Regions from separate parts of the Mus musculus genome. Here region 2 is linked to region 1. Evidence: chromatin loops called from intact Hi-C (ENCODE). Cell type or tissue: left cerebral cortex. All regions are shown on one strand. Links, peaks and the distances in the headings refer to the core of each region. The heading gives the core; the rest is flanking DNA.

The links. Hi-C counts contacts between places; a loop is a spot of excess contacts. Peaks named below come from ENCODE experiments on the same cell type or tissue, not always from the same donor. Only the 100,000 strongest peaks of a DNase experiment are listed, where the experiment ranks them.
Region 2: it touches region 1 in a loop (2.6-fold over the local background); 11 of 42 quality-filtered maps call a loop at or near these places.

The regions. Positions count from the first base shown.
Region 1 is chr6:91,856,002-91,872,660 of GRCm38, reverse strand. It overlaps a transcript of Ccdc174 not described here. Among named protein-coding and RNA genes, the nearest start is that of Ccdc174, 14 kb to the left of the region's middle. In left cerebral cortex, for the core only: no CTCF peak of the experiment used is centred there; a DNase peak (open chromatin) is centred at 6,759.
Region 2 is chr6:91,526,119-91,542,777 of GRCm38, reverse strand. No RefSeq gene overlaps it. Among named protein-coding and RNA genes, the nearest start is that of Lsm3, 18 kb to the right of the region's middle. In left cerebral cortex, for the core only: no CTCF peak of the experiment used is centred there; no DNase peak of the experiment used is centred there.

The DNA of each region.
Region 1 (16,659 bases), core at 2,786-10,785:
GGGATAGAAAGCTATGTGACCTTCTGGAATCCAGGTGACCTCACTTTAACTAATGACATCTACAGTGACACTCTTCCCAAAGAAGGTCACATTCTGACTTCATTTTTGGACTTACATTTTCTTTGTTCTGGGAGGAAGGCCAGACCAGGCCCCACTACCTGTCTTGAAAAGAATCACTTAAAGCCCACAGCCCTGGTGAGAAGAGGGGACCTGAGACCCATGACTGAGAAGCAGGGCTGTCATCCTTAAGAAATAGCATCACTGAGTGGCAGAGAGGCTGGCTGAGGGGAGAGTTGGACAGAGGAGGTGCCTGGGCCACTCCGGTCAGGCTGCTGGGAAGCAGGCCTCCCCTTTGGGGCAATCAGTGCATGCTGCGGCCCTTCCCCAAGATCAGGGTGTGTCCACCAGCTTGTCACTGTAATGAGTGGCAAAGACAACCAACTTACAAAGAAGAAAGGTTTATGCTGGCTCATAGGTTCAGAGACTTGAGTCCATGGTTGGCTGGCCCCGTTGTTACAGACCCATAGTGATGAAGCATAGTATTGTGGGAGCAGAAGGTAGCTAAGTGTTTTTACCTAATGGCCAGGGAGGGAGGGAAGGGGAGAGGGGAGAGAGAGGAGTGAGGAGAGGAAGAGGGAGAGAAATCAAGGGTTCCCTTCAAGGGCACACCCTCATCACTTAAGGACCTCTCACTAAGCTCTGCCACTTCCCCAGAACACCACCTTCAGGGCCTCTGGGAGATTCCCGATTCAAGCATTAGCAAGGAAACACACCTTGGTGAGATCCACATCTGACCACAAGTAGGAGCTGAAATGGTGACAAGAAGAACACCGGACACTGGGGACAGTCATAGTGTTGACTCTGAGAATGTGCTACAGTGTAGGGCCAGGGCAGGGGTGGGGGGTGAGGGAAGGGTTCCAGGCAGATGAGGGACAAACAGACAGGAAGGTGTCAGATGGCCACTACAACAGAGAGGACAATGTACCCAGCAGGAGTCAGGAAAGTGCTTGTGTCTACCTCCTGGTGCTTTGCAGATCATCCTGAGGCACTTCAGTGCCTGTCCTGTGTAAGGCAGGAGCCATGGAGAGTGGTAGGCAGGGGAGGGATGTGGTGGTCTGACTTAGCGATTAACAAGATCCCTGTGCTGCTGGGCTGGCAAGGTCTATTTTCTAATAACGGGGACGGTTCCCTAATAATCAGACGGTTCCCTGATAATCAGAAAGAGAACCAAGCCACCTGTATTTTAAGTATAGGCATATGCCTCCATGGCCAAGCAAAACACCTGTGAGTCCTCTAGTTGTGAACCCATGGGAGTGTCTTCCACATGCCAATCAGTGGGCAAGTACTTTCTTAAGTGTATTTTAAAATATACTATTCTATTCTAAGGTTTCAGATTTATAGAAGCATTTGAAGATAGCATGGGGAGTTCCTACACGGTCCTCGGTCACTTCCCTGTGTGGACATTTCACTGCAGGACCTTTGTCACATGCAGGACCCAACCTTTATACGTGCTGTCAACAAGTCTGTTCTTCCTCCCCATTGTTGTTCATCCAGGCTGCCACACTGTGTTTAACTTCAGTTTCCTCCCGTCAGAGTTTCTCAGACTGTATTAGTCTGCTTTCTGTGGCTATGACAAAATACTTGTGCTAATTGACTTATGAGGGGGGAAATATGCATTTGGCTCACAGTTTCAGAGGTTCTGATGCATCTTTCTTGGCTCCATGACTTTCAGCCTATGATGGTGCAGTTCATTATGGTGTGAACAGGTATCGAAGTAGAGGCAAGAGAGAACTGGAGTCCTTGGAACTAGGGTTACAGATAGATGAGATTACAGACAGTTGAAAGCTGCCATATAGGTGCTGGAAATTGAACCTGGGCCCTCTGCAAGAACAAGCACTCTTATGTTAAGCCATTTCTTCAGCCCTTGTGGTTTGGTTGGTTGGTTGAATGGTTGGTTGGCTGGTTAGTTTAATAGTAGATTCTTCAATTTAGATTTTCTGACTTCCTTAGAGCCTGACTAGGATGAGTTGAAGGGAGGCTATCTTAGAGCCTTCACCCTGAAAACATGCATGCTGCTATTTGTGAGAGGGAACCTCAGTGGTCTCTGCCAAGTTGCTCTATTGAAAGTCACTTCTCCACTTGCTCTTTCTTCAGAAGAAACTTACCTATAGCAGCCCACTGTCAAGTGGTGCTTCATGTGAAGGATTTTATGATTATGTGTTTGCTTGCTTGTTAGTATACACACTGTGTGTATTTAGGAGCCCCTAGAAGCCACAAACAGTATCAGATTCCCTGGAATTGGAGTTACAGGGGGCAGTGAGCCACTATGTGGGTGCTGGGGATCAATCAGATCAGGGTCCTCTACAAGAACAGTAAGTGCTTTTAATGGTTAAGTCATCTCTCCAACACACATTTTTACATTATAAATTGACAAATAATAACATATTTATAGGATATGTGGTGTTTTGATGTTATTGTACAATGTGTGATGATTTTATCAGGCTCATTAACAAATCTGTCACCTTGCTTATTGCTCTTTTGTGGTTGAAATGTTTAAAATCTCTTCCTGCAAAATCCAAGAGCTTGCTGCATCAGTTTTGGCTCGGTCACCACTGTGCAGTACAGTGCTGGACTGCATCCCTCTTGCTCAGCTTAAGCTTGGTGATCTTTGATAAATTCCTCTCCATCCCACCCTCGAGCCCCATCTGTAGGAACCATCAATCTTCCTGTGCTTTGGTTCTATGAGTTCAGCTTTAGATTCCTCCTAAGAATGAGACCACGTGGCCTCCTGTTTCCGTGCCTGGCTTGCTTCACTTAGTGTAACTCCTTCCCTGCTCAGCCATAGTGTCACAAGCATCATTCTTGTAAAGGCTGCATTGTGTGTCTGCACCACATTGTTTGGTTGTTGTTTTAGATAGGCTCTTGCTAGGGACCCCATGTGGCTTTGAGGTTGTCATCTTCCTGACTGTCCTCCCAAGTTATGGGATTGCAGGCATGTGCCACCACTCCTGTTTTGAAATTCTCTGTTCATGTGTAGGCTCCTTCCATCCCTTAGCTAATGTGAAAAATTCAGCAATGAACAAGAGGAAATTTACAACTAGAAATGTCCACACCAAAACAGCAGGCAGGAAAGAAGTTCTTAAATAAACAATACTCTGATCCAGGAATAGTGGCCAATATCTTTAATTCCAGTACTCAGGAGGCAGAGGTAGGTGGATCTCTGTGAGTTTAAAGCCAGCCTAGGCTACAAAACAAATTCCAGGCCAATCAGGACCATACAGTGAAAGCCTGTCTCAAAAATAAAATAAATGGAATTCTACCTCAAGGAAGTAGAAAAATTATAAAAGCAAAAAGTCCAAATCAGTAAAGAAAGACTGATAATTTTGAGCACTGACGAATTTTATTTAAATTTCTTTTTTTTTTTTGGCTCTTTCTTTCTTTCTTTCTTCTCTCTCTCTCTCCCTCTCTCCCTCTCTCTCTCTCTTTCTTTTTGATAGGATCTCTTTATGTAGCCCTGGTTGTCCCAGAACTCTTTGTGTAGACCAGGCTAGCCTTGAACTTGCAGAGCTCTGCCTACCTTTTGCCTCTGCCTCTTGCCTTCTGAGTGCTGGGATTAGAGGGGTGCCCCACCATGCCCAAATTGACTCATTTAATTTGACAAGAGCCACCTTAAGGCATATCACTGTCCCTACTTTACAGATTAGGGATCAGGGGCTCAAGGAGGTATAGAATCCCTCAATGCCATAGGGGAGCATTCACCCATGCTCTGCTGATGCACCTAAAGGCTTGAGCTCCTGGACAGATCTCTCCCCTTTCTCTTTCTTTGCATCTTCTTGCTGAACCCATCCTCTCATATCCAGAGATAGAAGTAATCTGAGTTCTCTGTGGCCCCAGTGCCTGAATTGAGACTGACTTGATAAGAAGCCCCAGATCACATCCTTTTTGCAGACAGGAGCCTCGGGCCTGAGTTATTTATTGCCAAGGTCCTGATGCCCACTTTAATTTCCTGGCTAGTCTAGATGGATACAGATCTAGACAGCAAGCTAGGAGACAAGACTGGGGTGGGGGTAGGGGACTGTGGTTGTCACAAGGATCATAAGGACAACAGCTTTCCTCCTGGGCTCCTCATGAGAGAGACATGCCTGGAGGGCATCCATGCCTGAGGACCGTGACTTGGGGAGGAAGGCAGCCAGGGTCACAGTGCTTCGGACTGGGAATTTATTAATCCCATGGTACTAAGAGAGGGAGACCACCAGGGATGGCACCCTCAAAAGAACCCATGCACGGGTGACTATATCTGTCTAATGTTCACCTTGTGAATGTCAGTGCCAGTCCTGGGAATCAGGCCCATGCCCTTCCTCCACGGTTTCATCTATGTTGGCCTTCAGCACAAGGCCATCGCTCAATTCTGGCACCACGCTCTTAGGCTTCCCAGTCCCCAGAACCATGATGAGAGTAAATTTCTGCTGTCAAGTATTTTGATGTAACAATGGAAAAAAAAAAAACAGATTAAGAGAGGGAGCCAACCTCCTCCACATTTGCTCTAGCAGAAGGTCCCCACATCAGAGTTAGCCACAAGCTGCAGCCTGTGCTATGTGCAACTGGCCTCAGGATTGGTGAAGTGTCAGCTAGAGGTATAAAGCTAAAAGCCAGAAAAAGACTGTAAGTGTCTTTACTATCCGGGTGGAGTCCCAGCATGCCACACTTAACCATGATGCTTCAATAAAGAAATGCTTATTTCTTCTTGTGTGTGCAAGAGGTCAGGAGGTCAACCTCAGCTCAGGCCTCATTCCTCAGGAACTACCTACTTTGTTTCTGTTGGTTGATTGGTTGGTTTTAGGCCACGGAGAGATCTCTCCAGATTCTGGGTCCTGGAATCTGAACTCTTGGCCTCTGTAGTAGCAGCCAATACTCTCAGTTGCTGAGCCATCTTTCCAGCTTTTGACTTTTTATATATATATATATCTATACTTAGGTTCTGGCATCCATCTTGGGACCTCATGTTTGCAAGGCAAGCATTTTACTGACTGAAGTCTCTGCTTCATGAATACTAGGATTAAAGGCATGAGCCACTATGCTGGGCTTCAACTTTTTGTTTTTGTCTTTGTTGTTTGTTAGTTAGTTAGTTTGTTTGTTTGTTTGAGATAGGATCTCTCACAGGCTTGGAACTCATCAATTAGAGCAGGCTGTAGCCAGTGAGTCCCAGGGATCTGCCCATCTCTGTCCCTCCAGTACTTACCTCACCATGCTTAAGTTTTCTTTCCTTTTTAAAAAAATATTTAGATTTTGAAAGGTTATATTTATGTGTGCTTTGCGTGTGTCTAAGTCTGTGCACTATGCACATGCCTGATGCCAGTGAAGGTCAAAAGTGGGCATCAGATCCTTGAAGCTGGAATTAAGGGTGGTCGTGAGCCAACATCTGGGTCCTGGAATCTGAACTCTTGGCCTCTGTAGTAGCAGCCAATACTCTCAGTTGCTGAGCCATCTTTCCAGCTTTTGACTTTTTTTTATATATATATCTATACTTAGGTTCTGGCATCCATCTTGGGACCTCGTGTTTGCAAGGCAAGCATTTTACTGACTGAGCATCTCTGCAACCCTGAAATGCTCATCTCTGTATGGTGCAGCTTGTGGATTGATAATCCAACTTGTCTTTACCATAACCCTAGTAGGGCAATCCCTCTGAGAGCCCCATCTGGCAAACGAAGAGGATCAGAGAGGCTAGGTAAGTAACCCAACATCACACAGATTACTAAATGTGATTAGAGGTTGTACTTACAACCAGGTATGTCCAACTCCACTGCCTGGGTTTGTTCTATTTCTTTTCCTATATAAGTTCCAACATCTTCCTGAGTTTGTTTTAAAGGACTGGGGAGAAGGCTTATACTTTACATGACAGTGCCTGCTGTGAAAGAATGAGGGCCTCACTTTAGATCCTCCTTACACCCATGTAAATAGCCAAGGGTGTCACCATGGTTCTGTATCTAGAGGTTGGGGGACAGAGATAAGCATGCCATTGAAGTTAACTGGCCAGACTACTTAGCCAAACTGATGAGCACAGACATTGTCTCAATCAATCAATCAATAAGAGTGGGAAATAATCAGGAGAAGAAACCCATTGAACTTAGGCCTCTACATATATATGTCCCCACATGCATCTGCACTTGTGTGTACACAACACCCCCTCCCCGACACACACACACACAGCTTACTGGGTACAGTGGCATACCATACATCTTGTTCCAGCACCCACTGTGCCCATTCTCCGGAGGCAAGAGGATTACCTGAGCATTGGGAGTTTTTCACTACTGTGTGCTATAAGCAAGAAGTATCCACATTAAGTGTTAGTAGTGGGACTGTGCCTGGGAATAGCCAGCACACGCCACCCTAGACAACATACCAAGACCCTACCTTTAAATATTAAATGTGGGCAGGAATAAAGCTTGATTGACAGACCCCATAAACTAGGCACAAGGGTGACTCAAGGCCATCCTCAGCTACACAGAGAGGCCAAGGCTAGCCTGTGCGACTTGAGATCAAAGAAAAGGAAAGGGGAAGGAAAAGAGGGGAAAGGAAGAGATAAAAAGAGAGGAAAAAGTTAAAACCCATCTCTCTCCTCCTCCTCCTCCCCCAGGTCTGTGTTGGGTAACACACGCCTTCTAGAGCAAGCACATATTTAAGCATTCCCAGGGCACACAACATCTGCTGCTGTATGCTCACCCTTCCTCTGCAGGTGCGTGGTTATGAGTGGGTGAGACAGTGTGGCAAAGACGCTATAAATGCCATTGCGATATTCACACCCAACTGTCTAAGAACGAACAAGCTTTGCAGAGCTGAGGGGTAGACGCACCGTCGTCTACGCATCTGGCCTGGGAAACTGTGTGGCTGTGTTGAGCCCTGTGTGTATGTGTGGCGGTCTGTGGATGTGAAGGCACACTCGTCTGTAACTAACTTCCAGTGAGAACACAGGAACCTTGCCTGGAGGAGCTGAGGGGTGACTCACGAACAACAGGCATGATGGTGACATTGATGGCCTGATGACTTTCCTTCAGATGGGGATGCTGCTTCCTGTTACTTAAAGAAAAAAGCCTTTGTGGTCGTTTAGAGAAGAAAACCAAAACTAATTGAAACTCTGCCTCTTCCAGGCTAGAGTGAGACTCATTAGTGGGGAAGGTTATTTCATCAAAGAAAACAGGCTTTCCCTGCATGGAATCAGCACAGAGAACTAATTCACACCATCGATCCTGGATGACGGTTATGGTCCCAAAGCCTGTGTTCCTCAAATTCATCATCTACTGAAATTCTTACCCACTGTGTGACTAATCACTCCTTTGGTGTGATAAGTACTCTACAGAAGCCCAAAAGACCATCACCAAGCATAAGGAGCTTCATGGAAGTCTCTATGCCTTCCTTCCCTGGCCCTTTGAGAGAGTCGCCTCTGATGTCCTCAGTGGAGGCTCCTAGCTACCCTTCTACCCAGTTGCCCTGAAGAGGGACAAGATGATGAGTGGGCATAGGCTACAGACAAGCCCCTGAGGGCCAGATCAAAGGATTCTGTGGACATTCCCATTCCCCTTTCTCATCACAGTGCCCTGGTTTATTCTGAGGAGCCATGACTTCCCATTTAGGTTACAAGGCTAGGAAAGAGAAAGCTTGCATTATGGAAGCTGAAGTTAGGAATTGTAGAGAAAAGTAGTGCCAAGATCTGTGGACTGAAGAAGAGTTCTGCCACCTTTTAGCTCCCTAGCGGCAGTAGCCTGGAGATTGCCCCCATATGCACTGTGCATTGAACACAGGAAACTCACAGCTTCCGCTGTCTGCGTCTTCCTGGTAAATGCTGTGGTTCTGCCTGTCTGCATTTCTCCCTCTGCAGGGACACTTAACAACACAACCCAACACGTGGGGGGGAAGCCTGTGCAGAATGTTACTGTGGTAGACCCTGTGTTACTCAAAGATCAGCATAGAGCACCTGCCCAGCACACATGAGGAGGCCCAGTGCCTCAGACAAAACCTCTCACCACACAAAGCCAGAGCGAACAAGACAGGGACATCTGTGGGTGGCCACCGTGGCTTCACTATGTGGCTACAGTACAGTTCTTTCTACTTGCTTGCTGAAGAGACAGGCCACTACCTTCATTCCACTTCTTGAAATGCACCTGTGCTCATGGGCTGGGGAAAGGCAGAGAGAAGAACATCTGGATTGTTCCTAACTTTGCCTTTGAAATGAGACTTCAATAATACTTAGACGTACCAGCTTCTCACAGTCAGTTAAAATGTGACACATAGACTGAATGGGTGAGACCCCCGTGAATGAGGATGGGACAGATGACCACCCTCTGACCTCTCTCAAGTCCAACAAGTTACTGTGTTTACTTGTCCACTCAGAGCTCTCTTACTGGGACCATTCTGAGCATGGAGACACACACCCAGAGTGTCTGTTTCTTGGCACACATGCAATGCACCACACAACCCCAAAGGGCTCTCTCCAGGTTACCTGCCTGAGGCATCTCCCCATCATAGTAAGTACCTGGCTCTCGGCTTTCAAGTGACTCATATCAGTGTTGAGTTTGGGGTAGAGGACAATGTCAAGGACTATCTAGTTAGTAGAACAATTGGTTCATATATAGGACCATTTACCACAGGCTGGTGTAGTGTGCCTGGGTCCATGGAACATTGTCTGGAAGCTACTATCCATGGGACATCCATACAGTCTATGTGGGACAGGGAAGAAACACAGGCTCTCTGGCACACTGATCTTCCTCCCCATTCTTCCTCCTCTCTCTGTTCAGAAGCAGTTTGAAAATCAGCTAAGAGTAGTGGCACCAGAGACAGACCGGCCATTTCCATATGTCCCCACTGGCTTCCCTGTGCCCACTACCCGGTGCAGTGGGACTTTATGGCTCTTTCTGTCTAAAGGGAGAATCCCTCTCCACCTGACTATGATATGACTTCATGGTTTACTTTGGTGGGAACTATAGCGTCCCGTTCTGAAGGAAAGGCACATATTTCCTATCACTTTCCATGACTCTACTGCTAGGGGGACGTTGGAGGAGAGCTTAGGAAACCCAACTTATATCCTGAAGAGCTGGGTCCAACAGCCAAGCTTTGTCTCCAGCCTGGGGCAGCACCATACACTTGGAGTGGTTCCACATGGATGTCCATTGAACAGCTGTTTCTTCCCTTTGTGCACCTGAAACATTTCATCCTGATCTTGTTGAAAGCAGTGAGAACTACCTAACCTGTGCTGCCTTCCAACTCCAGGAGGCTCTGGCTCCAGCCCCGGGTACATTCATTAAAAAACAGAGGAAAACAGCAGAGAAGAGAACATAGCCCTGACCCTGCCAGACTCACCTGCCATGTGGCTTCCTCAGGCCTTGAAGCTACCTCATGGCCTCTGCCCCTGGAGTCCACCGATACTAAGCACTTGAGGTGGCCTGATTTTCAGAATCATGCTCTACTTTCCTCCAGAGAATGGTTTGCCTGTAGCTTGGGAGAAGGAAAGGCCTCCTCAGCCTGTGCCCACCCACTGTTAGACCCCTCACCCTCTTCAAGCCACAGAGGCCTGCCCATCTGGCAGTGCCTGAGGCTTCCTTCTCAATGCTAGATTTGCTGGCCAATTACCACCCCTGTGGAGCAGATCCAACCAATGGCTTACAACAGTTGGGGTACATGCATGCCAGCTCTCTCAGTGTTCAAGTAGAACAACTCTCTGATGCTTCTGCCTGGGTCTCCTTCTGCTCCAGTTGCTCAGGCAGTGTGTGGGCCCAGTGCTCTGCACCAGCTGCCTGCCCTCTGTTCTCAAGGCCTCTCAGTGCATTGTCCTCTCCAAATCACAGCTGAGAGATTTCCTATCTCTCAGAGGTGAACCTCTGAGGACAACCAAAGTAAGAGGCATATTTCCACAAGGCTCAAAGAGAGTGTGGTGGTATAAATGAGAATGTCCCTTATAGGTTCAGATGTTTGAATACTTGGTCTCCACTTGGTGACACTGTTTGGGTAGATTTAAGATGTGTGCCCTTGCTGGAAGAAGTATGTCACTGGTGGTAGACTTTGAAGTTTCAGAGCCATTCCTACTGTGTTCTCCCTCCCCCTACCCGTACCTGGTTTTTTTGTTGTTGTTGTTGTTGTTGTTGTTGTTGTTGTTGTGTGTGTGTGTGTGTGTGTGTTACTTGCAGTTTGAAATGTGAGCCCTCAGCATCTGTTTTCTAGAACCATGCCTGCTACTTGCCTTTATACTTCCCAACTATGGCAGACTCATCCCTCTGGAAGGGCAGCTAAATAAAACCTTGGTCATGGTATTTTATCACAACAGAAAAATAACTAACACAAGGAATTCTAGAACCTTCCTCCTGTCCCTTGAAATTGAGAACCCCCTTAGCAAACCATCAGAAAGTCCCAGAACACCAGCCCCTCTGCCCAACAGCACAGGGCTTCAGAGAGAGCCTGCCAGGGATTAGCATTCTGCCAGCTTTGTCACCTGGAATAAGAGCCTCGACGTCACTGGACATTGCTCACTCATCCAGATAGGAGTTCTACCTGCACCCAGCATGATGGGCAGATTCTATGAGGCCTTTTCACTGACATGGATACTGAGATAACCTCAGCTTGTGACCCTCCAAATGTCAGGACACATTTCTTAAGACACATTGTCAGACAAAAAGATCTCTGTCACATTCTGCTCTGATTTACTCCTTGGGTGACCTACACAGCAAGCCAATTGCATCAAAAGTAGTTTAAAGGCCATTTACAAAACTCCTCATCTGCTGGACTGGAATGATGCTCTGGAATGACAAACTAGAAGGACGCATGCTCCCTGCATAGCTGGAGGAGAGACAGACACAAGCCATAGTTATGGGAAAGGTCTCTAAGTAACTTCCCTGTGGCCCCTGTGGGGCCTGGGCTTCCAGAACACGACCTCAACTTGGAGTCCCTCTGACTCCAGCAGTAACCATGTGATCCCAGATGAGCCAATCAGGCTGCTGATTCCCCTAGTCACAGAAATTGGTGTTAACATCAATGTATGACCCAGAGTGAACCAAAGATACTCAATCCTGGAGTTTTGTTGGGCTTCTGGGGACATGATGACTTTCAAACTGGAATCAGGAAGGCAAAGTGAAACCTGAAATGGTTTCTGGAGTTTCTGAAGGAAAAACTACAGAAAAGGAAACAGAGTCCATTCTTAGGTAGAGTCCCAGCAGCACAACTTAAACCTTGGTCTCAACTCTTGTTTTGGTTCAAAGCTGATTGCTCCCCAGAGCTCATGCCTTATGTATGATGAGTTCAAGACACAAGGCAAGCACAGGATGAGGTTAGCCCTCATAGGCAAAGGAGTTGAAGACTTGTGAACAAAGAGGTTTCTGACCCAGGTGTTGAGGAGTGGAGGAAAGTTGGTTCTGTAGGGATCAAGGCAGGGAATCTCACTAGAGGCTGTGACTGTTGAATATAAAGCATCCCTCTAAGAGACTCATGTGCTGGAAGCTTGGACCCCTAGTTGTAGGTATGTTATTGTGCATAGTGTAAAGAAAGATTACCCTTGTATTATTCAAATGCTGACTTCTGTGCCCCCACATCTGGTTGCAAAACACTGCTCCCCAATTATTTCCTGATTAGTCAATAAAGAAGCTGATCAGTCAATGATTGAGCAGGGGAGAGAATAGTGCTGGACTTCCTTCCTCACAGTGAGAGTGGGAAGTGGCGGGGAAAGAGAGGGAGACACCCTGAGAAAACACCTGGAGCCCAGAGAGACAGATCAGTACTGAAATGCAACTATCACTAGGATTTTGACTGGGAGGTAGCCAGATTAGTGTAGAGGATTAAAATAGAGTAATACTGCTCAGTTGTTGTGCCCTTAAAGCTTGTTAAATAAGTATAAATAGTCCGGTCTCAATTATTTGGGAGCTAGCTAGCTGGGTTAAGGCTACAACAAATATTTATAAAATCGCCAGTAACACCTGGTAATGGAACCAGTCATTGAAAGGTAGTGGGATCATGGGGGCTCTCATGATCAATTGATCAATCCATCAATAACCTGTGGCATTACTGGGAGGTAGGAGGAACTGAGAGGTGGGATCTGGTTGGAGGAAGAGGTTACTTTGGGGATTAAAGTATATAGTACCTAGCCCCTGTGCACTCTCTACTTCCTTGTTCCAGTGAGGGAAGCACTTCTGTTCCACCATACCCTCTCTGCCATGACAGTCTGCTTTACGTCAGGCCCAAAGTCCTGAACAAGAGACCATAACCTTAAACCAAGAGTTAGAAGAAATCTTTCTTTCCTCTATGTTTTGTTATGGTGACAGAAAGCTGACCAACACAGAGACAGGGTAGATAACCTGACAGAGACCTAGAGGTGGGATCTGGGAGTGTTTTTTAGCTCAGCTGGAGCCCTGAAGATGAAGCAAGGGCATTAAAAGGAGCCAGACCCTGGGAAGGTAAATGCCAGGCTATGAGGGTAAGCATCAGGCAGGTGTCTGTTCATGCTAAGTGAAAGAAAAAGTGGAGTTAACTTTGTTGGGTTAGGGCCCCAGAGAATTAATGAATATATGTTCCCACCACCAAAAGGTAGATATTCTATAGACTTATAACAGAAAATTTCAGCTATAAACAGGCAAGGAGCATAGACTGAGGCTAAGGGTTAGCAAGCTAGTTATATGGCTTACCTTAGTAGCTAGCCTAGTTAGCTCTAATAGTCAACTTGACACAGCCTAGAGTCATCTTAGAGAAAAATCCCTATTGAGGAGTTACCTAGATCAGATTAGCACGTCTATAGTCTATAGGGGATTGTCTTGATTGTTAATTGATGTAGAATGACCCGGCCCACTGCAGGCAGCACCATTCCCTAGGCAGATGGTCATGAGCTGTATAAGAAAGCTAGCTAAGCATGAATCTGTGAGTGAGCCAACAAAGTAGTGTTCCTCCATGGTTTCTGCTTCAAGTTCTTGCCCTGACTTCCCTCAGTGATAAACTGTGACCTGGAAGTATAACCCAGATAAACCTTTTTCTTGCCAAGTTACTATTGGTCAGAGTGTTTTACCATAGCAACAGAAAGGAAACAGAAACAATAGCAGACCTAATTAAACATGAACAGAGAGCATTCATGTAGGTGCTGTGGGAGGAAGGGGTGAGGGAGGTGTGGAGACACCTTGTGCAAAATAGAACAATTCTCTGAGGCAAGCAGGAGTCCTGCAATGCTAAGACCATGCTCCTCAGCAGTTGCTGGGGACACACTGCTAGGAAACTCCCTCTGGAACAACTTTCATAGGTCTCATGCTTTAGTGGACCCTCAACATTGTCCTTCCAAAGCCACCCAGTTCTCCCAGTTGCATGACAGTGGTACTTAAGCACTTCCTGACTCTGCCCCTTTAATTCAACTAGATATTAACAGGGAAACCTTGCAGACCGGGACTCAGAGTAACGCAAAAGCTTTGAGTGGGTTGCTTGAGGCCAAAAAGTCTGGCTGTGCCTGGCTTGCTCTGAGGTCTGAAACTGGCTGGCACATTAGATATATGCAGTCACAATGCCATCCCAGACCCACTGAGCCAGGAATTGCTTTAAATAAATCCCAAGGGACCTGTGCACACATCCACATTTGAAAAGTGGCACTGGTCTCCTCATTGCATGGAAGCAGCCAAACAGAAAGAAGAGTACCACAAACCCGACTGCAGTTGGGTTAGGACAAGAACATTATAAAGAGTTACAATTCTCTTCTGCACATTCCAAAATGGAGTTTATGGCTTTCATAATGAAAAAACCAAACACTTAAAATTGAAGAAAGTCGGAACCACAAAATTATATGATATTATAAAGCTAGTAAATTATGAAATGCTTATTTGTATTTAAAAAGTAGGTCCATTTACAGTTTGTTATTGCTTTTTTTGTTTTAATTGTTCTTTCTCTGGCCCCACCCCCATCCCTTTCCTTCTCTCCCTCCCTCCCTCCCTCCCTCCTTCTTCTCTCCTTCCTCTAAAGCCTGAAGCTTGGGTGCTTTTGAAGGCAGCTTGGGCCCTGCTCTCCTGAGACTGGTCAGAACGGAAAACTGTGCTCTTCCCACACAGGGCACATTAGAGCATAAGTTTTAGCATAGCTGGATAGAGATGACCAATGTTTCCGTGTTTACTGAAGCTGAAAGCAGAGACTGACGTAAGCAGTGGGCGCAATTACGAATGGCCTGCCCCCATGGTGACTCTACCCACAAGGGATGAGTTAGTTCCCTGAATATCTCACAGTTTTCAAATCCCCCAAGTGCTGAGTTCACACATGATCTCTTATCTCCATCACTTTGCACTGCCCTTCAGTGCTCAGCATGAATGTCACTTCTCAGGGTTGCCTTCCAGGACCCTTCAGTCCCTTAGCGGCTGACTAAGCTCTCAGTTGCAGTTGATGGGAAAACAAACTTAGAGAGATTTAAGCCAGAAAGGGTGACTGCTGGATCAGATAACCGAAAAGCTGGGGTGGGGTGGGGTGGGGTGGGGAGTGGGGGGCTGGGGACGGTTGTCTGGCCTGGAGTATCACTGAATCTAGGATCTCAAATGCACTGCCAGAGTCTGCCAGTGGCAAGTCTCTTACCTCCTCCTTTGGACTCCCTGCTTTGGTGAACACTCCTTTGGGACCCCAGAGTGGTTCCAGATTTTTAACCTTCCAGTTTAGAAGCTCCAGCTGAACGAGAGTTTCCTTTTCTCCCAGTTGTCTTTACAAAAGACCTACTTAGGTCCCAGATACATCTCTGACCAATCATTAAAGAGGTCAAGGAGTGGTATGTTCTGATTGGTTAGGGTCATGCTTACCCGAAGTGGCCCCTAACTTCATCCTGTCTGGATTCTGAGGATGATGTAAGGCAAAAGTGAACATCCAAAAGGTGGGGCAGTTAAGCTGGATTTGTGAAAACAGCAGCAGTGTCTAGGCTCTAGAGCCTCAACGTGTCTCGTAAGGTTGGCTGGCTTTGGAAACTGTGCATGAATTCAAGTGAATATTTGACATCTGTCTCCCTAGCTAGACCAAAACTCAGCACAAAGGTTCTACGTGCACAAAGATCCTGTGTGTCCACAGATACTGGTCTGACATGCAGTGGGCGTTCATCAAATATTAAGCTCGCTCCAGCTGCCTTCCCTACAGCTCTGTTCACCAGCCTTTGCCTGAGGTAAGCTGGGAATGCTGGTGAGCAGGCTTCCCATTCTGAATTGGATATGCCTTGGATGCAGCCAGAGCCTCTGCCCCAGCTATGCCTAGGGACAGTCTGTGCCACAGCATGCTGTCCTGCAGACAGAAACATCTGTCTAATGGCCAACGACAACTAGGAACCGCTGTCACACAGCAGCCCCTGGGGTGGGCTGGCAGCAGACAGGATAAGAGGATGGGGTGGTTATAAATTCTGCCACGCTGTAGGCTAGGCATCCAAAACTGGGCAAACTCCAGCCTATAGTTCTCAAAGGACAGTTAGGTTTGCCTCTTTAAGGGAAGAATCTGAGATTTTTTCATAGTGGTAAACAAGGTCCCTAGGCCCCCACGCAACAAAGCCCGTTCAAGATGAGCCCTACCATTCAATCCCTAAATCCCTAGCTTTGCTAGTTAGAGAGAGAGACACATAGAGAGAGAGAAAGACAGGGAGACACAGAACGAGGCAGAGACAGAGAGACAGAGAAGACAGAAACAGAGGCAGAGACAGACACAGACTCACAGAGAGATAGACAGAGACAAGAAAGAGACAGAGTGAGACAGAGAGAGAAAGAAAGAGACCCTTTGCTTTTTTCTGGAGTCCCACTCATCCCAACATTTGTTGGTCAGGGAAGAATAAAGAGCAGAAACATAGCATCCTTTCCCACTGAGCCATCTTGCCAACCTGGAATCGCAAAGTCTGGATTTTTTTTTCAACTTTCAGTGATTTTTAAATGATAGGATTTTAATTGCCAAGGCTGAGATCTGTTGGTAAAATGCCATTTGATTTTTCCTGAGTCTGGCCTTCTGGGTTTGGGAATTTGAAGCCCTGGATCTGACCAGAGGTTCCCTGTACCCTGTAGGCAGTAGGCTCAAGCCAGAGCAGAGAAGAGCCATGTAGAACACAGACAATTTTCTAGACAGAGCAAGAGGTGGGGAAGCCAAGGTCTAGTAGAGACCACTGCTCACAAGTGACAGGAAGGACACTGTGTGTACCCTAGGGCATTCCTTCCTCAGCTCCTGACTCTTTTCAGTGACATTCCAGAGCCTCCAACTCCCTGATTGCCTCTGAGGCTTTCGAGTATACAAGGCTCCTACACTAAGGATGTTCTGAGCAGTGGAAGCCCAGTCATTCTGATTGGACCTCCTTGTCCAGATCATGAGGGACATAGGCTTTGGAGGCAATACAGTCAAAGTCTGACCTCAGTTTCCCAATGTGTGAAGGGCAAGTCCCTGATTCAGTCAACAGACTCCTTGAGCCCAGTCTGGGACCAGGCTGCAGTGATCCCCAGTTTTGCTACTTCTTGGGGGGAGGGGTAAACTGCCTCAACCCTTTAGCATTTAGTCTTGTCATCCTTAAAATCAGAACAAAAGAAAACCTGTTTCTTAGAGTCATTTTGATGCTTAGAAGAATTAATAATGACTAAGACCTTACAAATGCCTGCATTTTATGGCACTGCTCCTTGTCAGACCAGGGACAACAGGGAAAGAATCCATCAGCCCCACAGGACT
Region 2 (16,659 bases), core at 3,381-11,380, 330 kb after region 1:
CTGAGGCAGGCAGTGAGGGCTGCCAGTATGGTAGATGTTCACTTGGCAATTCTAGACTGCCGTACCTGTTCGTAGAGCAGGTCTCAGCAGCCAGAGGAGGCTCTGGCAGACAGGGTGGGCTGGTTTGCATGGAAATGGAGAGACCTAGGAGGTATGGGCTGGACACTGGAGCCAGTGATGTGCTAGTGCACACTTGCAATTTCAGGACACAGGAAGGAGAGGCAGGAGGATTTAATTAAGGCCAGCCTTGTCTACATGAGACCCAGCCCTCAAAATGACAAAACAGGAGAGTTCAGAGACCCAGCTGCCACCCACTGCTACACAGGCTCTGAGTGCTCCCGCAGTTCCTGGTGTTCATTGTTGAGCTCCTGTTACTTGGACTGCACACAGTGGCCCCTACTCTAGGGGCATAGCGAGTCTTAGTCTGTGCAGGCCTGAGCTCCTGATCCCACTCTCTGCTTGGATGGCAGTTATTTCGTTGTCCATAGTTGTCATCACCGGTCAGAGAAATATCCAGAAGAGCCCCCCACTGGGTCCCTTGAGTTCTGAGCATGTAATCCCATAACCAGCCAATTTCCTCATGATGACAACACTCCATTGTCCCCACTGCTATGTTGGCACAATGGGCCTAATCTGATAAGGTTAGGCTTAAATTCATGTATTCCTGATTCTCATCTTTCTTCTCCTTATATCTACATCTCTCTCTCTCTCTCTCTCTCTCTCTCTCTCTCTCTCTCTCTCTCTCTCTCTCTCCCTCCCTCATTCCCTCCTACACCCCTCTTTCTCATACACACACACACACACACACACACACACACACATACACGCGAGGACGTGGAGACTACTAGTTCAGAACCTAATGTTCCAGGACGCCTGCAGTGAGTGATGACAGCCCCACCTCTCCTTTCTCTCCTTGGTTCTTCATAGTCCCAGCACCAGCTGTGAAGTGCAGATCACATCTTAAAGGACAGAGTCCCAGAGGAAGAACTACAGAGAAGGGGACTACAGAGAAGGGGACTTCATAAGCCTGTGGTCTACAGACAGGGCCAGTGAACTGGTAGAAGCTTCCAGAATTTTACTAGAACTGGAAAACTAAAAGGTCACAAGAATCATGAGAATTCTTAATTAAGCACAACTGAAAAATATAAACCCTGTAAAATCTTAACATTAGAACTTTGTGGTATTTGAACCCCAACATCTCCCCAGCTATCAACCACTCCCATGCCTAGTGCAGGAGCCCAGTGCCCAGGGGAGGAAACATGGCTGTCAGAGAACCCTATCATCCTGCTCTGGCCTGCTGCCCATTCCCTCGAGGGCCAGGCTCACTACTGAGCTTTCTCCAGGAAGAGGCTGAGTCAGCTTCCCAGGTGCCATATTTTAAACAATGCAAGGCAAATGTATTGCTTCTATAAGTCCAGCAGAAAATGCCTGGAGCAAGCTAGAGACAGACCAGATTGGCACCCGCTGAGAGATAAAGGCTTATTCTTCGGCTATGCATTTCTCAGAGCTTCAGAAGGCTCAATGGGCGTTCTCTCTTCTGGCTGACCTTGTGGTCCTCCACAAACAGGAAGTGAAGACAGGTAACATTATAAAACAATAAAGACACGTACCAGCATGCATATGGTTCACTTGCAAACACTGTTTTGTTTTTTTTGTTTTTTTTGTTTTTTGTTTTTTGTTTTTTGTTCCAGACTAAGTGTATAAGTGTGGGTTAAACTCACTGGCTGTGGGCTGGAGGGAAGGCTCAGTGGTTAAGAGCACTGGCTGCTCTTGCAGAAGACGTGGATTTGCTAGCAGCTCACAACCATCTGTAACTCCAGTTCTAGGGGATCCAGCCTCCTGACCTCTGTGGATACTGCATGCGTATGGTGCAGGCATACATGGAGGCAAACCCCTGCCCCAATTACATTTTTAAAAAATAATAAAAACCCAATCACTGGCTGCCTGCCAGGCTAACAGAATGAGCTCCTCGGAGGCTGTGGGAATCAAAGAACATGATGAGCACAAGTTTAATTCAGAAAAAGGGACCAAGGAGAACAACAGAATGGTCACAGCACGTGGCACTGAGCAGCACTGGTGAGCATCAAATGATATGATTTTCAGAGTTGTAATATTAGAATATTAAAAAAAAATTCAGCCAGGCATGGTGGCATAGCCCTTTAGCCCCAGCATTTGGGAGGCAGAGGCAGGGGTATCTCTGTGAGTTCCAGGCTAGCCTGGTCTACATAATGAATTCCAAGCCAATAAGAGTTACACAGAAAGAGCTACACATGGAAGCCAGTTTGCACCCTAGAGACATTACTAGAAGCGGTCCACATGGAGTCAGGTGTGGTGGTACAGGCCTTTCAGCTTAGCAATTGGGGAGCTGAGACTGGAGGATCAAGGGTTTGAGATTTGAAAATGGCCAGGCTGGTCTACTCAGCATGATACATCTTTTTTTTTTCTTTTTTAATGCATGTGGAGAGCCGGAGAAATGGCTCAGTTAACACATACACTGGCCCAGTGGAGGACTGGAGTCTGTTTCCCAGCTCACAATCACCTGTAACTCCAGCTCTAGAGACCCAGTGTTCTCTTCTGGCCTCTGTGGACATCTTCACTCCTGCACAGACCCACCCACAGAACGCACACATGTACACAATTAAACATAAAACAAGTCTGGTTTGTTTGCTTTGTTTGTTTTTTTGTTTCTGAAGATAGGGTTTCTCCTTGTAACCCCAACAGTCCCGAAACTTGCTCTGTAGACCAGGCTGGACCTGAACTCACACCTGCCTCTGCCTCACGAGTGCTGGGATCAAAGGCATGAGCCACCACTACCTGGCTAAAATAAGTCTTTTTTTTTTTTTTTTTAAGTTGTGAGGAAAGCAAAAAATCTGGGTTTAGTAAGCAAGACTGTATGTAGGTAGCTTATATGCAAAAGCCGAGGGCAGTACTTCTCTAAGACAGGGATTGACATGATACCAAAGCCAGGTTCAGACATCACAAACTGCGGACTAGCATCCTCATGGGTAAAAAATGTAACAATACCTTCCACAAATTACTCACACAGGGATCATAACCAGGTAGGATTTCCTTTATGAATGCAAGGATGGTTCAATACACAAACGTTAGTCAACGAGATAGATGAACTACCCTGGTTATCTGATACTTTACAGCACTACTGTTACAGCACCTTCCCACGATCACTCATTCACAGTATCCCTCCCGGACTCTGGCAATTTCCTTTTCCCTACACTCTGAACTATCTGGTCACATTTAATTTTAATTTTAATCTATTTGAAGATAGATTTAAATTTAAAATAAAACACAAAAACTGTGATCATCTCAATTTCTGGAAAAAAAGAACTTGATAAAACTATTCCCTTTTCGTGTGTGTGCGTGTGTGTGCGTGTGTGTGTGTGTGTGTGTGTGTATGTATGTGTGTGTATCACTTGACAGACTAGTAATAAAAAGGAAATTCTTCACCTAAGTGGTGCATAGAATGATTCAGAGTTTGAGTGATGTGTAGTGGTGAAAAGCTGACCCGTCCATCCCTTGAGGTCATGACCCAAGGATGTTTTTCCTTCACTGCTCCTATTCAGCATTGTATCACAAACTCCACCCTGGGCCATTAGGCAAGAAAAGGAAATGAGAAAGTACTTCCCAAGGTGATCAACAGATCAAGTGTAGTCCCTACCAATGACCTGTTTTTGCAGAAGCAGGTGAACAGATCCTAAAATTCCTGTAGAATTAATTGCAAGAGACCCTGGGTAGCAAGGGTAATGTTGAAAAGCATATATGAAGTTGGAGGGCTTGCATTTCCAAATGTCAAAACTGAATGCAATGGTCCAGTAATGCAACGGTCCACAATAGACTGTGATGGGTGTGAGGGTGGGTGTGTAAAGCAAGGGGACAGAGCCTAGAGAGCAACAACAAATCCAGACTGCATCTACATTTAACTGGTTTTCAGCAAGGGTGTTGAGATTTTTGTTTTCTTTTAAAATCATGTTAATTTTCATTTATATGTATGACTGTTTCCCTGTGTGTACCACATGTATGCCTGGAGCCTGCAGAGGGTATCAGAAGAGGGTATCAGATGTCCTGGAACTGGAGTTATAGATGGTTGTGAGCCACTGTGTGTGCTGGGAAATGAACCCAGGTCCTCTGCTCTCTACTACGGAGCCAGCTCTCCAATCCTAGTCATGACTTTTTAATTGAAAAAGAACAGTCTGCTCCAGGTAATGGGAAGAGCCCATGTGGAAGAATGAAGTTGGGTCCATGCATTGCACAGTGTTAGGGACTGCACTCAATATGCGCCAGATACCTTAGCATAAGGGCTGACTGAAATGCTCACACAGTTAAACAAAGGCGCCATCCTGGGTTTGGCCATAGTTTCTGATACCATGACCAAGGGCAGACAGTGAAAGAAATGCAGGCAAGCTGGACAAAAAGGTAACCGATATCTAGGAGAAATCACAGGCAACTCTCATTCCATATAAGGGATTGATATCTGGAATATGTAAAGAACGAAAACAGAAGAACAAACCAACTCCAAACACGAGCTAAGAATAAGCTGGGTGTGCTGCGTGCCTTCAGACCCAGCACTTGGGAGGTGGAGGCAGAGGATCCTTTCAGCCTGCAAATGAGTCCAGAGCCAGCCTTCAGTACTTGCAATACTGTCTCAAAAGAGCAGAGTGGTGGTATATGCCTGTAATCCCAGCTCTGGAGGTGGAGGCAGGAGAATCAGAATTTATTCTCAGCTGCATAGCATGTTTCAGACCAGACCTACATAAGGCTTTTGCCAAAAAAATAAATAAATAAAAGGCAGGGGTGAGGTGGGGTGGGGCTGGAGAGACGGCTCAGTGGTTGAGTGCTCAATGCTCTTACAGAGGATCTGAGCTCAGTTCTCAGCACCCTTTGTGGGTGGCTCACAACTGCTTGTACCTTCGCCTCTAGTGGCCAATCAATCTACAGGCAGCCAGGGATCAGTTAATCCTAGGACTGTAGTAAGACCTTTGGGAAAGCTGGCTAAGATACAGGATGTCCAGCCATTGCTGCTGAAACTATTATGCCACTAGGGGGTTAGAGAACCTCTCTCAGGGGAGTTAGGAGTCTTGTGAGCACAGCCAGGGAAAGCAAGTTAGTTACCTGGGCACTTGGGCACTTGGGCACAGCCACACCTGAAGTAAGAACCAGAATTTTTTTTTTTTTTTTACCTTAAGTTTGTCTATTCAAGGTTTTTTTTTTTTGGTTTGTTTTTTGTTTTGTTTTTTTTTTTTTTTTAATTGGGGGGTTGGGAATGGGTAGTGGTGGATGCCTTTAATTCTAGAGGCAGGGCTATGTGAGTTCCAGGACAGCCTGGTCTACATAGGGACAGCCTGGGTTATGCAGTGAAACGCATAGATAGATAGATAGATAGATAGATAGATAGATAGATAGATAGATAAAGTCTGGATTAAAGTAATCTGCTCATCTCCATACCTGCTATTGGCCTTGACTCTCATTAAAGTTATGTTTTTTTCTCAGTGCTCTCAAGGCTGAGGTATGAGGAACACATACACACATGCACACACGCACGCACAGCCCTTCACCTTCTCAATGAAGCCTCCAGCATCTTGTGGCTTATCTTTACACAGGTTATACCTCCTCTGTCCTGTCTGCTGTATTCCGATCTGCACTGGGCTTCCTGCTCAAACTTGCCCAGGGTTGTGAGAGCAAGCCTCACAGCATCACTGAAAAGCTTCACCCTAAACCAGAAGCTGTTTAGTCTCCATGTTCCCCATGAAGGGATCATGACAAAAACCCTTGAAGTGTGCGATGCCAGGGAGATTATATATATATATATGTATATATATATATATATATATATATATATTGCATTTATTATCCCCTTCCATACATTGGCATCCTTTGAGATCAAGTCTTTTGGCCTGTATGTCAAAAGCACACAGCCCGAGGCTTCAGACTCAAGGCCCACACACCCAGCTCCCCTCTTCTACTCCTTGAAGATGCCTTGTGGAAAAGAAGCCACAGCTGTGCCTTTTCTTCCCCCACGGAGAGGGAAGTTCTCCTGGGAGGAACCGGAGTTGCCTGGTTCACAGTTATCTTTTCGGTATAATAAACTTTAGAATCAGTTTGTCTAGTGCAGTAAAATCCTGGGTCATTAGGCGCTTTGCCATTGCTTGGCTATCTCTCCAATAACTCTTTGCCAACCTTAGCTGGGAGCGGCTGCCGATAAGAGCACTGAACCCAGAGCTTGGAAACACGGAGTCCTAGGCCCAGGTTGGCCATTAACTATGGACGACTCCAGGTCTCCACCTCCTGTCTCCGAGTGCCTTTCACCACATCTTGGATATATCAGTAGAGTCTCAGTAGAGTGGTATTTCTCATTATTTTCCAGTAGGCATATACTTTTTAGAAATTAAAATTAAAAAAAAGGCAAAAGTGACACCCTTTCATACCCACCGGTCACGCAAACATGGTTCCTCATTATGGGCCTTGGGTTCTTAGTTTCTGCTGATAATATCAGATAGGAAGTCACAGCACAGTGCAGGTCCCATGCTTCCCTAACAGAGAAAGCTTGCCCAGTACTGTGTCTTGGAAAGTGTCTTTGTAAAACAGGCTTTGGGGAATATTAGGTTCAGGATCTGTAGACAATTATCAACTTGAAGGTGTTCTTTTCCTTTATGAGTATATGTATACATGCTCTGTGTGTGTATGTGTGTGTGTGTGTGTGTTTGTGTGGGTGTGTGTGTGTGTGCACACGTGCTCAGAGGCCAAAGAGGGCATTGAATTCACTGGAGCTAGAATTACAGGTCATTATGAGCTACCTGATATGGACTTTGGGAACTAAACTTGAGTCCTCTAGACTCAAGTGTAATAAGTGTTCTTAACCACTGAGCCATCTCTCCAGCCCATAAGAAATTATCATTCACAATGTATGGGTTTTTATTGTTGTTGTTTGTTTGTTCATATTTATAGTCTTTTAGTTTATGTGTTTGAAATGTTTGTATACACCTGTATGTGTGCCACATGCATACAATAGCCAAGAAGGACAAAAGAAGTCTCCTTGGGCTTGGAATTACAGACAGTTGTGAGCCTCCATGCAGGTGCTGGGAACTGAACTTGGACCTTCTGCAAGAACAGCAGGTGCCTTTAACCACTGAGCCAGCTCTCCGGCTCTAAGGGAGTGTTGCTTTGACTTAAGACTGTGAGATTCAGAAAATGCATTCAGGATTCTGAACAACAGAGTTTCATGGTCAGTAAAGTTTAGAAGAAGTTCAGTTGCAATTTACAGAAGGCCACTTTGTAGAAATGAGAGTCCCCATGTGGACAAGAGAGCAGAGCTTTGGTCAACAGCCAGTCAATGACTCAGAGCCAGATTGGGCAGTTCTGAGCTGAAATGGGTCTGCCCTTGTCTGGTTGTGCTGGGCAGTTGCTGCAGTGTGCCTGGGCTGTCCTAGACTTACTTACATACTTTTCTTTATTTTGAAACTCTTTAGGTTTCCCGTCTGGTAGCACCAAAATGCAAAAAGCCTATTAATAAAGTTCTGTGGAGACTCTAGACGCAGAAAACTAATCCCACATTGTCCCTGAGAAAGGTAAGAAGCAGAATGAACTAACAGTCATTTTCTTGCACATGCCAGAGAGAAAACTAATTAATTCCTTAGCAACCCTTATGATCAATCATAAAAAAAAATGTGATTGACGCCTGTGTGTGGCACATTCTGTACTATCTTAATCTGGCAGAGATTAAAAATGCCCATGGAAAAAGAACAAATAGATCCACCTTCTTTTCTCTTTTTCACACTTTTTTTTTTGAGACTTACAGAGTCTTACTCTGTAGCCTAGGCTAGCCTCAAACTCATGGCAGCCTTCTGCTTAGCATCCTCCTGAATGCTGGGATTACAGATGTTACCACACTCATATCAATATCCTCATAGTCTACCACTGTGCTCATATATGGGTTTCATATACGGGTTCATCCACCATACATCGATGAGGCCTCCTGTGGCTGAAATCTATAGCCAGAATGATCTCATAGGCCACTGGAATTCCTTTCAGATTTCAGAGTCATTGGTACACACAGCCCTGCCTGATGAGAGATATTTGTTCAAATGCATAGAGGGTATCTACCCTTCTGCTATGGTCGGAATGCCTATCAAAAACTCACTCATTTACTAGCTAGCATAAGAAGACTGAGAACTGGGACCTTTAAAAGGTGCCAGGGATTGATGATGAAGTAATGTGAGTAGGTTAATTCTCACAGGATGGACCTGCCAGGGGTGCAGTCTCTTGTTCTTCCATCCTGGGCATGCTCGCTGTCAGTCCACCTTGTGCACTTGCCAGATGGTGCCTCCGTGGTTTGGAATTTTCCAGTTTGGAATCTGGAGACAAACTTTTGGTTTATAAGTTACCGAGTCTGTGGCATTCTGTAATAGTAGCAGAAATTGGACTGAATCTCTGTGATTCTCATTCCAGTCTCTCTCTCTCTCTCTCTCTCTCTCTCTCTCTCTCTCTGTGTGTGTGTGTGTGTGTGTGTGAGAGAGAGAGAGAGAGAGAGAGAGAGAGAGTCTGTGAATTTCTCATGCCCCAAATCCTTTGTCCTCATGCCCTGCAGCAGGGGGGAGGCACCTTTAGTTGTGTGTGTGGCATCAAGAGATTAAGTTGGAGGATCTCACCTACTTGAACTACATACAGAGCATCTCCTGCCAGTTTGCTCCTTTGCAGTCTGAGGTCAGGAGATTCTGGAAGGGGGATCTTCCTGTCAGCCACTATCCTGGCTCACTGGCAGGTGACGTCATCAGAACAGCCTCTCCTCTGGGGAGCCATCAGTGAGCTGTGCTTCCAACAATAATGCTGTGTTCTTCTCTCCCCCTCCTCAGCTCTGAACATTGTGGCCATTAAAAATAATGGAGCTGTGACATTTTTTTCTCTAGAATAACAAAACTTTGTTAATGTGTCTCTTTTATTCACACACTCTCTGCCACACATTCCTGTAAAGACCGTCCTTCAAATGCCCACAGAAAATGCATTTTCAATTCTTAACATAATTAGCTGGCTTCCTGAAGGAGGGAGAGCAGCATTTATGGGCATAGATAAATCATATCCTTGGCCAAGTACCCTCTTCGGGAACTCAGGGCAATCTCAGGACATGGCTCCTTGTGTAGTCTCAGACACCCCTGCACAGAGATCCGAAGGTCACCGAGCAAGTCCAAGGCAAGGCACGCACTAAACCCCAGGAATCTCAGACCTCCCAGTGCGGTAATTGATCTTCCAAGACAAACATTTGTCTTGCTAACTGTAGTCCTTGCTTTGGAGGCTGAAGATTATAGAGGGGGTAGGGGCTGGTTATGAGTGTAGAGATTAATTGGCAGAGAAAGCTTTCAAACTTCTAGGGAGGGACAAGATCAATGAGCTGAAGAGAAATAAAACATCTTTTTAAGAAATATCCTGTTCTCTTACATTGTTTCAATTCTTCATGCTCAGTTTCTTCTGGAGACATTTTTTTTTTTTTTGAAGTGGGTTTTTGTTTTGTTACTTTGTTTTTCCTTTTTGTTGTTATTGGGTTTTTTCCCCCCTGCCAAGGTTATTTGATTGCATCTCCAACTTAGATTACTTCTTGGGTTGAATTTGACCGTTGCTCAAGCAGAGCAGTCTCGGGTTTATCTAAAGAAAACCGGCCTGAAGGCTGTGGAGTAATGAGAAACACAACCAGAAAGAGCCGAGATCCCGCACGTTCCCTCTCTGCCAGAAGGGTACGGTAGAGGACAAAGGCTGAGGTCGTGGGACACTGGTGGGCTTGTAAGCTCTGAGGGGAGCCACCTGGCACTTGAGCACACTCTGCTCCACTGCTTCTAGTCTTTAGGGTAGCATCTCACCTGCAGTGTAGAGAGCCAAGCAGCTTCCCAGCCCAGCTGTGTATTTGCTACGTGATGCTAGCCAGTTAAGCAACTAAGTCCTAGTGTTTCTCAGCCAAGCTCCTGTTAACGTGCCAAGCTCCTTAGGGACCAGACCCTGGGTTCCCAGTGCTCAATAGGTAGGTGCTCAGTGCCTATCAGCTCATCGAGAATGAACTGAATTCAACGTTGTCAGAGGGGTTGTAGGATCAGGGAGAGGGTTATATGAGAAAGGAAGAGTTAAAGCGGAGGCCCAAGCCAGGCATGGTGGCATGTGCCTATGTGTGCTTGGAGGCTAAGGCAGGGTGAGCTACTGAACTTGACCTCTGCCCAGGCAGCATAGAGAGGTCCCCGGAACTCCACTGAAGCACTCACATCCTCAGATTCTTCATTTCATTGTCAGACCAGGAAAGAGCCTGGCTGTTGGACCCGGAGCTGTTTGTCCTGCAGATGGGGAAACGGGTTCTTCATTTATCGTTCCACATGTATCCATGAGGCGCCTGCGGTCTGAAGGACGCATCAGATGGAGACATTCTCCATGCTTAGGAAGTTTACATTCTGGCGGGAGGAGACCCTAAACACGGAGACAGATATATATAAACAGAGATGGTTTACAACACAGAGTGCTGGGAGAAGACGAAACAGGTGATGTGGGCCGGCAACACGGCTCAGCAGTAAAGGTGGCTGCTGATAAGCCTGAGGACCTAGCCTCGATCCCTAGAACACACATATTGGAAAAAGTCTGACTCCTACGAGTAGTCCCCCTCAACCCCCCCCCCCCCCACACACACACACATAGAAAGACAGAGGGGGAGATAGACAGAGAGAGACAGAGAGAAAGAGAGACAGAGACAGAAACAGAATTAAATACATGTGAAAAGAAAAATAGATGATGGGGCCTGGGAGTGGTGGGAGTGGAGTGGTATGGCGGGCTGGAGGAGTGGCCAGGTAGGACCTCTCTGTGGAAGCCTTCCCACTTGGGTTTTGATTGACAGTTCTGAAGGATTCAGGTGAGATTATACCTGTTTTGGAAGGAGACCCACCAGAGTGATATGGAATCAGCAGTGTGCAGTGGCAGGAGGCACATGGTGCTGATTTGTGGGATAGCTGGGTTAAGGAGGACTCCACCTCGCTGGTCTACTCTGCCATCGGTCTCCTCTCAGTAGTGACTATGTCGCTTGTTGGGAGAAGAGGTGGCGTTTTTACCATCCATCTATTTGGGCCCTAATTCATTTTTACCATTCATGGGCAATTGCCTTTATCTTTGCTTCTCCTTGGTAGTTGTGGGTTAGCCAGCTTTCTGTCACCTGAAAAAATATCTGAGAAGAAAGGATAATTTTAGCTCATGGCTTCAGAAGTGAAAGTCCATGATCACTTGGCCCCTATTGCTTTGGGCCCATTGTAAGCTATGATCTCATGGAGGAGGCATGTGGCACAGACAACCCGTTTGCCTGCTCCACGGTAGAAAGAAAGCAGAGGGATGGGCCAGGTCCCAACGTCACGCCCTCACTTTACTAGGTTCTTCCCAATGGGTCTTGCTTCCTAGAGTTCCCACGGCCACCCAATGGCACCGTAATCTAAGGCCAAGCCCCTTACCCACATGGGTTTTGGGTGCCCTAAGGCTCACTGAACCAAATCTCTACTCTAGAAGTTGGTATTTTACTGTGAGAAGGAGTTTTTGTGTTCACACTTCTTTCTATAATCATCTTATAACTACAAAATCACAGATTCACACATTAATAGTTTGTATCACTACAATCAGATTCATCTAAAATCAGACCACTCTTTAAACTGGCTTCTGGAGCTGGCATCACCCTCATTTTTGAAGTTTCCTTGCTTTGTGTGTATGTAGGTGTGCACACACGTGTGTGCATGTGTACAGATACACTTACTTGCAGGCGGGTATGGAGAGGCCAGAGGATAACCTCAAATGATATCCTCAGGCACAGCCTGCTCACCTATTTTTGAGACATTCCCTCACAGGCTAGGAACTCCCCAAGTTGGTTACGCTGGTTCACCAGGGAGCCCTAGGGATCCAGCTGTCTCCGTTTACCCATCACTAGGATTACAAGCGCACGCCACCATGTCCAGCCTTTTAGAGTGAATACAGGGATCAGATTTAAGTCTTAGTGCTTACAGGGCCATGCACTTTGCTGACTGGGCTACATCCGCAGGTTTTCCCCTGCTCTCTGACGTAGTAGGATGTTTCAAGATTCTCTGGTTCTTTCTTTGCCTCAGCCCTGGCCTGAGCCTTTTCTCTACCAAGCCTGAGCCTTTCAGTGTGCAAAGATAATTAAGATGTGAGACCCAGGCAGGCCAGGCTCTTCTCCCAGTGTTTCATGGCTTCTGAGTCCCTCAAGACAGGGATGAGAGACATCTCAATTCCTAACATGTATGAATCACCAAGAACAGTTGATCCAACAGGTCTTGTTTGCTAGTGGGGATGGCACTGGGAATCTGAACTCTGACAGCTTCGGGGAATTCTTGTGCTCCCGACCCACAAGACAGGTTGAACATGAAGGATGGAAGCCAGTACTTCTCAGAACCTGGTAGGCATGTCACCTCAGAGCTTGTTTAAATGTGTGCTCCTGACTCTATACCCCAAATTGCTCATTTGGTATCTTAGGAATTGGGAAGGAGGTCTTGCTTTGCTATTGTTCTAAGCACATTGAGTTTCTAACACATCTCCAGGTACTGTTGCTGCTTCTACTGACCTGAGATTGCATTTTGAAAAACACTCATCCAGACATTGGCTCTGAAAGCGGCTACACACTAGACTTCTTAGAGGAGATGTTTTACTCTTTTGTTTGTTTGTGTTTAAATATCAACCCAGAAGGCTCTAGAAACTGTGACTTAGTTGGTGTAGGATATTTTGATCATCAAGAATTTTATGAACTTGGCAAGTGGGGCTGTTGCTCAGCACAACTGGAGATGATTCTAAGGGGAGGGAGGGTCCAGTGGGAAGGGACTTAGGAGGCACTGAGCCTGACCTGTGTGAGGAATAGCAAAGCAGCCAGTGGGTTTGGTTTGAAGGAGGAGAGGAAGGTGAGAAAGGCAGGTGGGGTAAGAGGTGGGTGAGATGGGCCATGTATCTGAATGCTGCTCCAGTGGTCTGGGGAGCCTGGGGGTCGGCAGCAAGCTGGGCCTTCTGTCTGGAGAGTCTTTACTCCAGTCAATCCGAGGCCAGCTATCTTTTTACCAATCTTGGATTCTCCCTAGCGATGTGCGGCTGTGATGAAGGATGAAGGTGCTCCACTGTTGCAGGATATTTGATCACAGTGTGAACCCTGAGATTGTTTTGTTCACTGGAAAAACCCGTTTCTAGTTGTAGTGTGGCTCGATCTTAGTACACACCTTTAATTCTAAACAACGAAGAGAAAGTTAGTTTGTAGAAGGAAGCACCCATATTTGAAAGTGAGAATGAGAAGGTAAAGACAGAATGAGCCAGAGAATGAGAAGGAGCCAGAAGATTAGAACAGATTGCTAGAGTTAGTTTGAGGCCGAGTAGGGCAATTCAGTCAGAGACCAAGAGAAGCCAGATTCAATCAGTCAGCTTGGAGAGGAGTTTGAGCCAGAACAGCTGAGTTGAACCAGTCAGCCAGAGCTCAAAAAGAAATAGAAACAGTGAATTTGTTCAGCAGTAAGTTTCAGAAGCTGAGACATTCTAGGCCTAGCTAAGATTGTATGGTTGCTAGAAGCTTCTAGGATTAGGCCTAGGTTAGCAGATTGAGGCAGTAGGCCTTGGAGACAACAATTAGTACAGGTAAATAAAAGTTCCTTTTACACGCCACAGCTTTCTTCTCATATTTTGAATACTGCCCATGGATTTGAAACCTTTGAAAAAGAAGTCTAGACAAAGTAATAAAGTACTGTGTTGTGGAACAGGGACTTGGCAGGTAGGGGACATCTTCAGTCATTCACAACAATGTGAGTGCTTCTACTTATACATTGTTAAGATGGTACATTTTATCTTATGCTGTGTGTGTATATATGTATGTGCACATTGGTAAAATGGTGTGTGTGTATGTGTGTTTGTGTGTATTGTGAGAATACAGGTGCAGGCCACCAGAGCACATGAAATAAATAGTTTGGGACAACTATTTACTTTGACAGAATGATTCCTTACATGAAGTTCTACACGTGGCTTACCTACAAAGCAGGGCATCTGGGCTCCAAAGACATGATTGTTTGACATGCAGCATGGCAGAAACATCAGCCCGAAGAGCAAGGCCGGCTGCTTTGATCCCTCCTGCAATGGCTCTGCCCTCTAAGGATATCGTGCAATCCAGTGTGCTTGAACTAAACCCGAGTGTTGCCACACAATTCTCTCCACATCTATTTTGACTCTGGCAGTTGCTAACCTTGCTTCTAGGAAAAGGTGGGGGTGGGGACCCCTGTTGGTGAGACTCTACTGTTCTGAGCATGTGAGAGCGCTGGCTGAGCGGAGGCAGGGATGAGCTGCTCCTGGGTAGCTTTCAGCAACACTCCTGGGCCCTGATAGTTGGCAGAGGCCTGGCACCAGCTCTGTCACCCTGCCGTGAGGATGACCTGCCCTTTCCCTCCGTTATTTGAGCTCTGGGCCAGAGCTGATGGTGATGTCATCGTCTTGTGATGTTGTTAGGTGACCTTGGTCATGAGGCTGGTTCTGCTTGTTTCTCTCACACCTGACAACTGAGATGAGAAAAGCATTGCTGGGAACCAAAGAGGGAAAGACGGAGGACCCTGCAAGGGAGAACTCTGCCAATCCCCAAACCCTAAGCACAACTGCCTTGGATCCAACCTAGTTTCTAGTGGTTCTAGGCCTGGAAAAGCTGTAAAGGAAAAAGAGAAGAAGACATCAGTGAGGGCTGGGCGCAGTTCAGTAACAAAGCACTTGGCTAGCTCCTATCTTATGAAGGAAGAAACTGGATTGAAGGGACTGAGTCTAGTGTTCAGCTAGTTGTAAATGCAAGGTTTCTTGTCTCCTCATCTGTATCCTTACCTTGTAATACAAATGATGGCTCTCGGGTATCTTTCAATCTCTCTAAACCTGTTGAATCAATAACAAAGTGCCCTTAGGTTGGGAGGACAGCACAAATGAGGACATTCAGGCTGACAGCAGGAACAAGAATCTGCTCAGTAAGATGGCAAAGTCTGGCCTTGAACTCCCTGCCCCACAAAGCTCAGCTCCACCAGCGAGATACACCCAGGACCAGAGTGCTGGGGAAACCATCTTGCCTAGACTGTGTGTGCTCTTGTGGATGGTTCCAGCTCAGCATCACAGGAGCCGCCACTGTTAGGATACTTTGCCTGAAAACGGTCTCCTGGGGCTGTGGAGCATGTGATGTTGTCTGTCCTGTGCTTCTGGAAGCACGGTTGGATTTTCACATAGTTTGCATTTAAGGAATTAAATGGCACAGTTTGCCATCTAATATGTTGACAATGAACCGAGACAAACTGAAAGGGAATAGTGAAGAGTGTAGCACCCTCTAGTGTCAAAACAAGCTCTTGACTGATCCTGGAAACTTGAATAAGAGCAACAGACCTGGTATGCTACATAGTAGGTTGTGGTGATGGCTGTGTGCTTCACAAGCAACAAGAAAAGATTTTAAGTTTTCACCAGAAATAAACTAAATTTAATTATTCTAAAATACATGTTTGGAGATAAACATTTATATTCACTAAGATCCCACCCAATGTGTACCTGTTTACTTATGTGTGCCTATTTTATGTGCTTGTCTATTGAGATTAAGATCTTGATTCATAGCCCTTGGCTGGCCTAGAACTTGTAATCCTCAGCCCCTTGACTGCTGAGATTACAGTTATCCACCACAATGCCAAGCTCCAGTGTTTAGCTTTTATGTACCAGCTAAAAATACATTTAATTGAGGAAGGAAAAAAAAAAAGACATACAAGTTTAGGTGAATTCTCTTAGAAGTACTCTTCATTTCCCCTTGTGTGAGCAAGTGAGACCCAGGAATGGGGGGAAGCTTGCCAAAAGCCACAAAGCGTGTTGGTGACAGAGTCAAGACTGGCAGGTTTGTTACCCACCTCTGCTTTCTCCAGGAGGCATTTACTCCATAGCGAGCACGGACGGAAGACTGGGTCTCATTTAGCCCAACAGCAGCTGCTCACTCAGAAGGAAGAATCCTACCAAAGGGGAAAAGGAGGGGAGGTGGCTGGCATGTGATCTGAAGGGACCACAGCCCTCAGACTATACACTCTATTCAGGGGCTGCGGAGCTGTGTGAACAGCCCTGCTGCAGCTGAGCCCCACAGTGCCCTGGTTCCATTTCAGAGTGCTATTTGTTGGGTGCTGTGACCTAGGCAGGTCTCTTCCACTCCCTAGGTCTTTGTATTCCCACTGTGAGATCAAAGTACTGAGTGAAGTCAGGCTTTCTCACTTTGTTGAATGCCCAACTAGACGCAGAATTCTCTAGCACTGGCCTCTTTGCTGACCTTCAGCCAGGGTGGTAGTGGTGGTGAGGGATCCTCACTGCTCTGACAGATCCTCACAGAGCCTATCATCCTGAGAGACAGACTCCCTTAAGATGCTCTGCCTCCTTCTCCCTCCCTTCCTTGCTTCAGGCCCTTAGTTGGTCCTGTTGCAGATCCTGGCACATGGTAAACATCTTTGTTCCTCTCTGGTGTGGAGTATGTGTTCACGTGTGTGTGTGTGTGTGTGTGTGTGTGTGCTTGCTTGGAGAGGTCAGAGGTTTATGTTTTATCATTCTCCACCTTATTTTTTGAGACAGGGTCTCTCACTGAACCTGAGGCTTACTGTCTCAGCAAAACTAGCTAGCCAG